2 separate regions of the Mus musculus genome follow, and region 2 is linked to region 1. A link is a contact called in ENCODE POLR2A ChIA-PET data. All regions are on one chromosome and are shown on one strand. The core of a region is the stretch at or near the end of the contact, and the rest is flanking DNA. Distances in the headings are between cores, read along the strand shown. Region 1 holds the start of Sidt2 (SID1 transmembrane family, member 2). Region 2 holds the start of Bud13 (BUD13 homolog).

Region 1 (4,404 bases), core at 938-3,437:
TGTATAAAGATTTATTTATGTATTATGTGTAAGTACACTGTAGCTGTCTTTAGACACACCAGAAGAGGGCATCAGATCCCACATTACAGGTGGTTGTGATACCCCATGTGGTTGCTGAGATTTGAACTCGGGAGCTTCGGAAGAGCAGTCAGTGCTCTTAACTGCTGAGCCATCTCTCCAGCCCATTTTTTTTCTTTAAACACAAAATTTGTCTACAGAAATACAATACATCCAATTGTAGCACACGTTATTTATTTACTTACCATACTGGGGGTTTGAAGGGACTCTGACAGCTTGAGCTTGGTGAGCATGGCTTGGCAGGCCTTGCCCTTCTCCCCCATTTGTCTTTCTAAAAAGACATTATACATTCCTAAAGCTAGCCCCCAAGGTCTGTTCCTTAATTTAGCCAATCCTTTCACCTGAGGTTGATTACCAAGGTCCAGCTATCAAAGTGTTGAAGTCCAGCAATCAAAAGCTCCCTTTGGCTCGCCTAATTAACATGCCCAATTAAAATTAAACGCCTCATCCTAACATGGAGTTTCCCATTTTACCTTTATAAACCATCATTTCCCTATGGGCCACATTTGTCTCCTCTCTAGCCAGAGGCAGTCCTTTGTCCTCAAATACCCCTTCCCCTTCTCCCTCATCCACTGTCTCCTGTCTTTGTCTCATATTCCATGCCTTCTGTGGCAAATCAATCTTCCTTTGTGCTGAGAACTTGGTTTGGGGCTCCCTGAACCGATACTTTTCCTAACAGGATGGAACCCAAGTGTGTGTGTGTGTGTATGTGTGTGTCTGTGTGTCTGTGTGTGTGTCTGTGTTCTTTGTAATGACCTTTAATTACATATTGTGTATATGTGTATGTTTCAGAGGTGCTACAGCATGCATGTGGAGGGCGGATGACAACTTGCAGAGTCAGGTTTTTCCCCTCTTCCACCTTTTGGGTCCCAGAGATGGTCATCAGGCATCTTGGCAAGCACCCGCACCCACTGAGACACTTCATCCACCCTTGTACATGTGTGTGTGTGTGTGTGTGTGTGTGTGTATATATATATATATAATTTATTATTGTTCATGTGTCTGTGTGTGAAGTGCGCAAGCACATGTTGCCAGGTGTCTGTGGAAGTCAGAGAACAAATTTGTGGAGTTAGTTCTCTCCTCCCTGGTGTAGAGCTCAGGCCGGGCTTTCCATGGCAAGTGCCTCTTCCTGATAAGCCATCTCAGCTCGGTTCTTGTGCATATTTTCCTATTTATGTCTGAAGTTTGGATTATATACCACTTATATAATGTTATTCTTGAATTCCCTCCTTAGATGTCCCTTTGATGGTATTAAGAATCTATCTGCTTAACTTCATAGTAGTATCTCTGACCACCTCTTCCTTCACTGTGAACAAGCAGTTTCCTTTGAGCTTTCTCAAGATCACAGGGATGCAAATTGCTGTCCCCATATTTTATTTGTATTTCTTATTCGTAGGACACAGTCCCTGGAGTGGAATGACTGGGTTGAAGGGTATAGAGCTCTTTTAAGCCTAAGCCAAAACAGTTCCTCAGAAAGGTTTTTGCCAGTTGACAACGAAAGGTCAGAATCTTTCCGTGGGCTTTGTTCAAACAAACAAAGCAGTTTCTGCAGAGTAGGGACAGAGCTCACAGGTTGGAAGGCATCCTGGTTATGGTGCCCTGGTTCTGGTTATCCCCTCTACTGTGAGAGGGGAGCGGCCGCTGAGCTGCTCTCAGTGGGCAGGCGCTTTTATGAGCCAATGAGGGAAAAAGAATGATGCTGGGGTAATGATTTTGGAGCACAATTCCTGTCTTGAGCAAAGAAATCATCTGTCAGCAAGACCCTGCACTTACTGGGCTCTGTGAATCTTGCCAGCAATGCCAACACCCAGCAGTAGAGGTGGGAGGAGGATCAGGCGTTCAAGACTCTCCAAACTTACACGACCAGTTCCAGACCAGCCTGAGTTATGTGAGCCGTCTCAAAAAGCCAAAAAAACGCGGACCACAAAAGCAAGAATCCAATACTTAGTGATCCTTCGTGAAAAACCCAACTCCAGACGCTCACAGGACAGCGAAGGAAGGAGGCGGCGACGGCTGCGTGGGAAGTAGAGGCAGCCTGGCCCTTTAAATCCGCGTCGGTTTCCCATGACGTAAGCGGGCGGGCACAGCCCGCTGTTTACCGCGGCGCAGCTCCTGGTAGCTCCGAGTTCTGCGCCGCGTCCGCCGCCCTTAAAGGGCCCGCGTCCGGGAAGCCTTCGGGCCAGGGCCACCGCCGCCTCGGCTCTCCGGGCGCGAGCGGACGCCGGGTCTCCAGCCGGGCTGGGCCGGGCTGGGCCGGGCTGGGGTAGCGGGTCGCGGTGCCGCCCTCGCGAGCCGGGATCCGCGCGAGGCCCAGGAGCGGCTCCAGGGAGGGGACGCGTCCTATCTGAGGCCGGGGTTAAAGTTCTGGTCCCGGTGAGATGCTGGAAGCTGCTGCGGCAGCCGCAACGCGCCCGGTCGCCGTCCCGTCGCCAATCCCCGCCGTCCCGGGCCATGATCGCCTGGCGTCTGCCCTTGTGCGTGCTCTTGGTGGCCTCCGTCGAGAGCCACCTGGGGGCCCTGGGGCCCAAGAACGTCTCGCAGAAAGACGCGGAGTTTGAGCGCACCTACGCGGACGACGTCAACAGCGAGCTGGTCAACATCTACACCTTCAACCACACCGTGACCCGCAACCGGGTGAGCGCGGGACTCCACGGGCGGCCGAGCGGGTGGGCGCCCGGCCTGGACTTGATGCTGCCCCTTTCCTCTCCGCCAGCCTTTGAGCCGCCCTCCCCCTGCCAAGACCTGGTTTCCACCAGCATTCCCGGGCAGCTCCAGCGGGGCAGCTTGGGAAGTTCCCTGCCACCAGCTGTGATCAGGACCGGTCTGGTCTGCTCTGTGACCTGGCTCTCAATCTAGCTCTCAGTCTGTGAGGTCGGGGTGAGGGGAAAACAGGCTCCCAGCCTTGCGTGGCTCAGACAACTCCAGATGGGGCCAACTTAGAATTGAAAGAGCTCGGTCACAGGGAGGTGAAGGAGACAGACCTCCTTGCCTCAGAAAGCCAGCTGGCCTTGTAAGTTGAAGGTGACAAGATAAGGCCCTCGAAGGCTGAGTGGCAAGAGAAAAGGGAGTTTGTTTCTAAGACAGAACTATCTCCGACTTCTTACTCATTTCTTCCCAGTAGTGAAAGTAGAAAGAAGGCTGGCAGAGCTGGGCCCAGGCAGAGCACAGCCTGGGAGATTCTTGCTGCCTGGCTGTGTGGCCTGCCTAGCTCTCTTGCTCATTCTCCAAGGCCCGATCTGGATTGACTCGGAAGCACTGGAGTTGAGGAGGAGGCACCTGAGGCTTTCTTTGGGAGGGAGAGGAGTTTGGTTTCTGGCAGGCCATGATCAACCATCAGGATCCATTTCCTTGAAGTCTGATCTCCCCTTTTGAGTACCATTTCCAGGATCATCCCGGAAGTGGCACCTACCCCTCAGGGAAACGTTACCCCTAGATTTGGTTTCAGCAACCTAGTAACTAGTTGTCTGCAGTTGTGATTTCTTCACTTTTAAACGCCCACTGTCCTGTGTAGCTTTGTCCGCAGCAGAGAGGGTGGGTTATTTCTTTATTTTCTTAGAGAGGGTGAATCAAGGTTCAGATGGAAAGTCACTTCAGAGCTTGGCCCATGGTCAGAACTAGAGAGACAACTTGTATTTCGACACAGTTCCCTACACCCCTCCCTGCAGGGCTCTGGCCTCCAGAGTAGCAGTGGAACCGGAGCTTCTTGCTGCTTTCCTAGTTCATGAGGAAGAAGATTGAGGGCTTGAGGGCACGTCTTGATCTCCCGTGACAGTGTGTGCACAGGGACGTGTGTAGACACGTGTCTATAACATGTGTGTGCATGTGGGCTATCCTGGAACCTTCTAAGGTCTCCGCTGCATATCCCTGCTGTTGCCTGGGTTCTGCTGCTCTGTATACCCGTTCTTCCAAGAGCGAGCTTCTTCAAGCCTCGGACCGGACAGTGTCAGTCATTTCTAGAAACTTGGCCTGTTCCCTCACAAGGAGAAGCACAGACAGTGTCCTGGCTGGCCAGGATGGACGGCACAGGGCAGAGCTCAGCCTGCAGTCTGTAGAGTCATGTGTCTGAGGAACAGAGAGCTGAGTTTGAAAGAGGATGCCTCCTTCTCTGCAGACCGAGGGTGTGCGAGTGTCTGTGAATGTCCTGAACAAGCAGAAAGGGGCGCCTTTGCTGTTTGTGGTCCGCCAGAAGGAGGCTGTTGTGTCCTTCCAGGTGCCCCTAATCCTTCGAGGACTGTGAGTAAGACCTGGGGATGTAGGGAGGGGCATCCTTGCCAGGTTTTCAGGGACCCTCACCCGGGGAACCTTTTTGTTTTTCTCCCTTCTCCC
Region 2 (4,648 bases), core at 588-3,087, 330 kb before region 1:
TTTAAGTAATTAATCTAAGGATGATTTAAAGAGGATGTGAATAGTTGACATGAAAATAGTGTATCATTTTGAGCTTCAGGAACCAGTGCCCCAATTACTGTAAGGTGGTGGCAAGCCAATAAATAAATGTGTGCCACACAGATGAACTGTGCTGCAAGGAGGAGGTTATTTGAAATGCCAGGAACACATGACACAGCTTTAATCACAACAACCATTTCAGACAAGTAGTAAGGGGCTGGGACTTCAGGCTCAGAGAGATGAACATCTCTCTCTTTTTTTTTTTTTTTTTTTTGGTTTTTTGAGACAGGGTTTCTCTGTGTAGCCCTGGCTGTCCTGGAACTCACTTTGTAGACCAGGCTGGCCTCAAACTCAGAAATCCGCCTGCCTCTGCCTCCCGAGTGCTGGGATTAAAGGCGTGTGCCACCACGCCCGGCTGAGATGAACATCTCTTGCCCTGGACCACTCAGGCTATAAGTAGCACAGCTAGGATTCTAATTCTAATCAGTATTGCTCCAAAGCTTAAACTTTCCCCCTGCATGCCATTGCCCCTTCTTCCAGGGACATCAGCCACACTGAATTCAACACCACCTTAACTGAATATAGGCTCATCTTAACTGGTAACACCACAAAGATTCCATCTATAAATGAGGTCATGCTCAAGCTCTAATGAAGAGAAGTGTGGAAATGAGGGACTAATTCGACCCAGTTCAATGGACCATACGGTAATAATACTGTTAGACCATGATACTGCCCCACAGAGAGGGTGAGCCACACTTTGTATCCTATCTAGTACTCTCTTTAAGCTGATAAGCATTTAGTAGACCTGGGGGTGGAGTGTGAGAATGGAATTAGCCCCCAGAGTTTCAACTTTCTATCCAAAATAGCACCTTCAGTAAGCTGCTAAACTTAGGGCTGCTGCTCTAAAGCCTACAAATACAGACATTTCCTTTTGTTCTGTAGGTTGATGTTGGATATCCTAACCCAACCTTTCCAGATTCCAGTGGCCAAGTTACTAATGGACATTTCATCTGAACTCTGTCTCAGCACATCTCTTTGCAATCTGGAAGTATAGTGTTTAATATAAATGTCTGCTCCATTACAATGTTCTGAAAGCTATATGGTCAACTATTTTAGAAAGAGGCCAGGCACAGGATGTGAACTGTTCCCATTTTAGTTGTTACTGTTAGTAGTAGATGTGAGTAATAGGATATGGGTCTTTGATTCCAGATCAGTTCCTGGCACTTTGGAACCCTCAGAAAGAGATTTTTGGATCTAGAAAGAAAGAAAGAAAGAAAGAAAGAAAGAAAGAAGAGGGAAGAGAAAAAGAAGAAGGAAAGAAAGAGAAGGGAAGGGAGAAAGAGAGAAATAAAGTGAGAAAGAAAAAGGTTTGAATCAGCTTTGCTATTCTTGGACACGACTTTCAATCTGTACATGGAACGACGTAAGCTACAAACGCGGGGAGAAAGTGAGTTAAGTTCTAGCTGCCTTTAACACAAGGAAGGCGCTGCTCAGAGGATGAGGTCTGAGCTGCCAGTGGCAGCTACAATCCCGCCCCGGGGCAGTGGAGCGGGGCCTGAGCTCGGGCCGGGGTCGGCAGCACCGCGCGGGCCAGGACGAGGAAGAGCTGCGGCCGAGGGCGCCACCGGGCAGCGCGACACCTCACCAGTCCACTCACCCCTTGCCGCCAGCGCCTCCAGGCTTCGGCCGTTTTTTGCGCCGCTTGCGACCGGCCTCGGGACCTCCTTCCAAGCCAGCATCTGTCCCAGACAAGTAACGCTTCAGATACTCAGCTTTGGTGAGTGGCGGAGCTGCCGCCATGGCAGCGGCGAGGGCGGGGCAACAGCTCGGCGTGGGGGACAAAATTCTTCAACGCGAAACGGTAGGGGTGGAGCCAGAAGCGGAAGCTTTAGGACGGGGACTTTTTGAACTGCTGGACTTAAAGACTTGAGCCTTAAGAGGCTCCAGGGGAGAGTGCGTGCATCTCGGGCTGGCTGTGCTTTTCCTGAGACGACGAATCGGTGCAACAGCCTGCAGCCCACGCTGTCTCAGCTGAGAAGCCACAGGCCGATGTAACATGATCCTACCCTGGCAGCATCAGCGCCAGAGTAAGGAAGAACACCTGTATGAATGGTGGGACTTACCATAGCTGTACCACTAGGGGCACATTCTTGAGCAGCGTTTTAATAATGGACGCTGTACCAAACGTTTCAATTTCAATCACTTTTATTGCTATAAATACCTTTTGGTGGGAAGTCTGCTGGAAGAGGCTTCCGGGTACCATTTAGGGGAAGTCAAACTTGTGACTATAAAAGTTTGATAGGTTTTTATCAAACCTGTACTGACCTTCTCACCTTTGATATGTCTTTCTAAAAAATGATATAAACTCTTCCCAGTGAAATGGATTCGTGGTCAGTGTGGCAAAGAAACCAGGAAGATTCTGGAGTTTCTTCTATAAAGGGTTAAGTGTTTTATGACTTCTCACTTAACCCTCACAATTTTTTTTTCTTTCATCCAGCACCGAGGATTAAACCCAAGGCCTTTTGCACATGGTATGCAGGAGTTCTATAGAACTACATCCCCACTCTTTTGAATGTTGAAGATCTAAATTGCCTAAGCTGCCCCTGAATTTGTTAGCCTTCCTCCTCAGCCTCTCAAGTGGCTGGACACCATGACCTACCCTTCAGTTTTATTAGCCTCCTTTATAGATAATAAGAACTTTCGGGTAAGTACAGGAACCCACACATCTTCATACTGCCTGGCTCTAATTTTTGCTAGCAGAGGCCAAACAAGGATGGTGCTGGTTATCCAGTTTGAATTCGTTTTGTCTTGAATCAGGGTTTTTCTGTGTAGCCCAGGCTGTCCTGGAACTTCCTCTGTAGACCAAATCGGCTTCAAACTCATAGAACCACCTGCCTCTGCTGGGATTAAAGGTGTGTGCCACCCTGCTTTTCCAGACTGCTTTAAGCTGCATGAGAACAGCTAGACTCCACACAGGTGTACCTGGCTCAGAGCAGACAGGATGGCCTATTGGAGTGAATCAAATGCTGCCTCTACAGCAGCCACCTCAAGAAAGATTTGCTTAGGAAACTAAACTGGTTTTTCCTTCCTCATTTCTTTTCATGAAGACGGACTCTCACTGCATGGCCCAAGCTGTCCTCAGTCTCCTCGGAGCTGAGTGTGACTCAGTGTGACCCAGCTTAGTCTAGCACATGGTAATCAGTAAGGACATGAACGCAGAGGCGGGTGTCGTTTAAAGGCCATCACTTTAATGTGGCGTCTTCACCTGTGCCTGCTCGGCCCCTCCGACATCCTTCCCTGCTGAGTCAGTACTTCACATGCCCAGAGCCAGCAGAAACTTGTATTTCACTTCCCCAGACTTCAAAGGTCCAGCACTGGAGGTCAGAGAGCTGACAGGCAAACGGTGATGGCAGACCGCCTGGTGTTTCTGGGATTCTTCTCACGCCGACTTTAAAACCTCCAAAAGAAGGTCAAGGAGCACAGTAGGGCTGCAGCTGCCTCGTCCGTCAGCTGCTAATCTTGGGTGCTTACATTTCTAACTCAAGTGGTAACCTCTTCACCATGGACGAGGGCTTGAGCACTCCTCGTCAGTTCCCCACAGTAACAGATAACCCTGCAGTGTGAGTGGCACTGTAGCTGGCCAGTGAGCTGGCCACTGCTACCGCTGTGGGGCCAGGCCCGCCTCATAGCCCTCTGTCTTCATGTCATTGAGCCCGAGCTCCTCATTTTGGTCAAAGGTGCGTTTGTACCGCTCGACCTTCATCTCTGGATCGTCTTCAGGTGCATACACATTCTGCAGGGCCAAGAGCAGACAGACGACGGTCAGCGCCTGTGCAGCCCGCCATCCCCTCCCACGGCTGACTCTCAACCTCCGAAGAAATGCACAGGATTTGCAGGGTCTCTAGAGCCCACGGCTACATTCTGCAAAAGTGTGTGTGTGTGTGTGTGTGTGTGTGTGTGTATGCTAGTATCAAACCCAAGCCCCTGTACATGCATACAAGTGTTTAACCCCCAGTTCTAAGTACTTTTATATATGGGCCTTCCTATAAAAAATGTAGCCAAAGTTGGTGATTGCTTATAATCTCAGCACTCTGGAGACTGAGGCAGAAAGATTACAAATTTAAAGCCAGCCAGGCTACATAACAAAGACTTGTCTCAAAAAAAAAAAAAAAGGTTTTGAGGGAGGGGGACCACAATGATCTTAATTATGTGAAAAACTAGGCCAGTTTTGCCAGGCCCATCAGTGCTCATTAATACTAAAGTAAGGAGGAGGCCCCAGGTTCAACACAATTTTGCTGCAGTTTGATATGGATCAATTGCCAGATGTTTGCTTGCCCGTTCAGCCAACACCTCTCGGCTTTCCTGTCCTGACCTCTGGCCAGGTTCCTATTGCTCCTTACTTCACAGTCAGATGCAGAATGGAAGCTCCAATGCTGAGGGTGAGAATAAGAACAAGACAAGCAGACCCAGGAAGAGGAGGTCCTACTTTCTTATATATTCACTCTGTACCTAGGGCCCTGAGCACGCTAGCCAGGTAAACAGTTACTCTTGGCTTTTTCTTCACATTATTGTATCTTAAGACAGTCTTGAAAATCGCACAGGCTGGTCTTAAACTTTCCATTTTCATGGC

The links. ChIA-PET counts read pairs that join two places held with the same protein, here RNA polymerase II (POLR2A).
Region 2: POLR2A ChIA-PET joins it to region 1 with 10 read pairs in embryonic stem cell. The contact joins the promoter of Bud13 here to the promoter of Sidt2 in region 1. POLR2A ChIA-PET finds 5 or more read pairs at or near these places in 3 of 5 experiments (Patski and embryonic stem cell).

What each region holds. Positions count from the first base shown.
Region 1 is chr9:45,953,032-45,957,435 of GRCm38, reverse strand. Sidt2 (SID1 transmembrane family, member 2) reads left to right here and starts at 2,187. Exons shown (of 26, transcript NM_172257.4): 1 at 2,187-2,712; 2 at 4,190-4,311. The coding sequence starts at 2,530. It overlaps A830035O19Rik (RIKEN cDNA A830035O19 gene), which reads right to left and starts at 3,450. Exons shown (of 1, transcript NR_152206.1): 1 at 1,438-3,450.
Region 2 is chr9:46,280,201-46,284,848 of GRCm38, reverse strand. Bud13 (BUD13 homolog) reads right to left here and starts at 1,837. Exons shown (of 10, transcript NM_146000.2): 1 at 1,676-1,837. The coding sequence starts at 1,818. It overlaps Zpr1 (ZPR1 zinc finger), which reads right to left. Exons shown (of 14, transcript NM_011752.2): 14 at 2,206-3,811. The coding sequence ends at 3,677.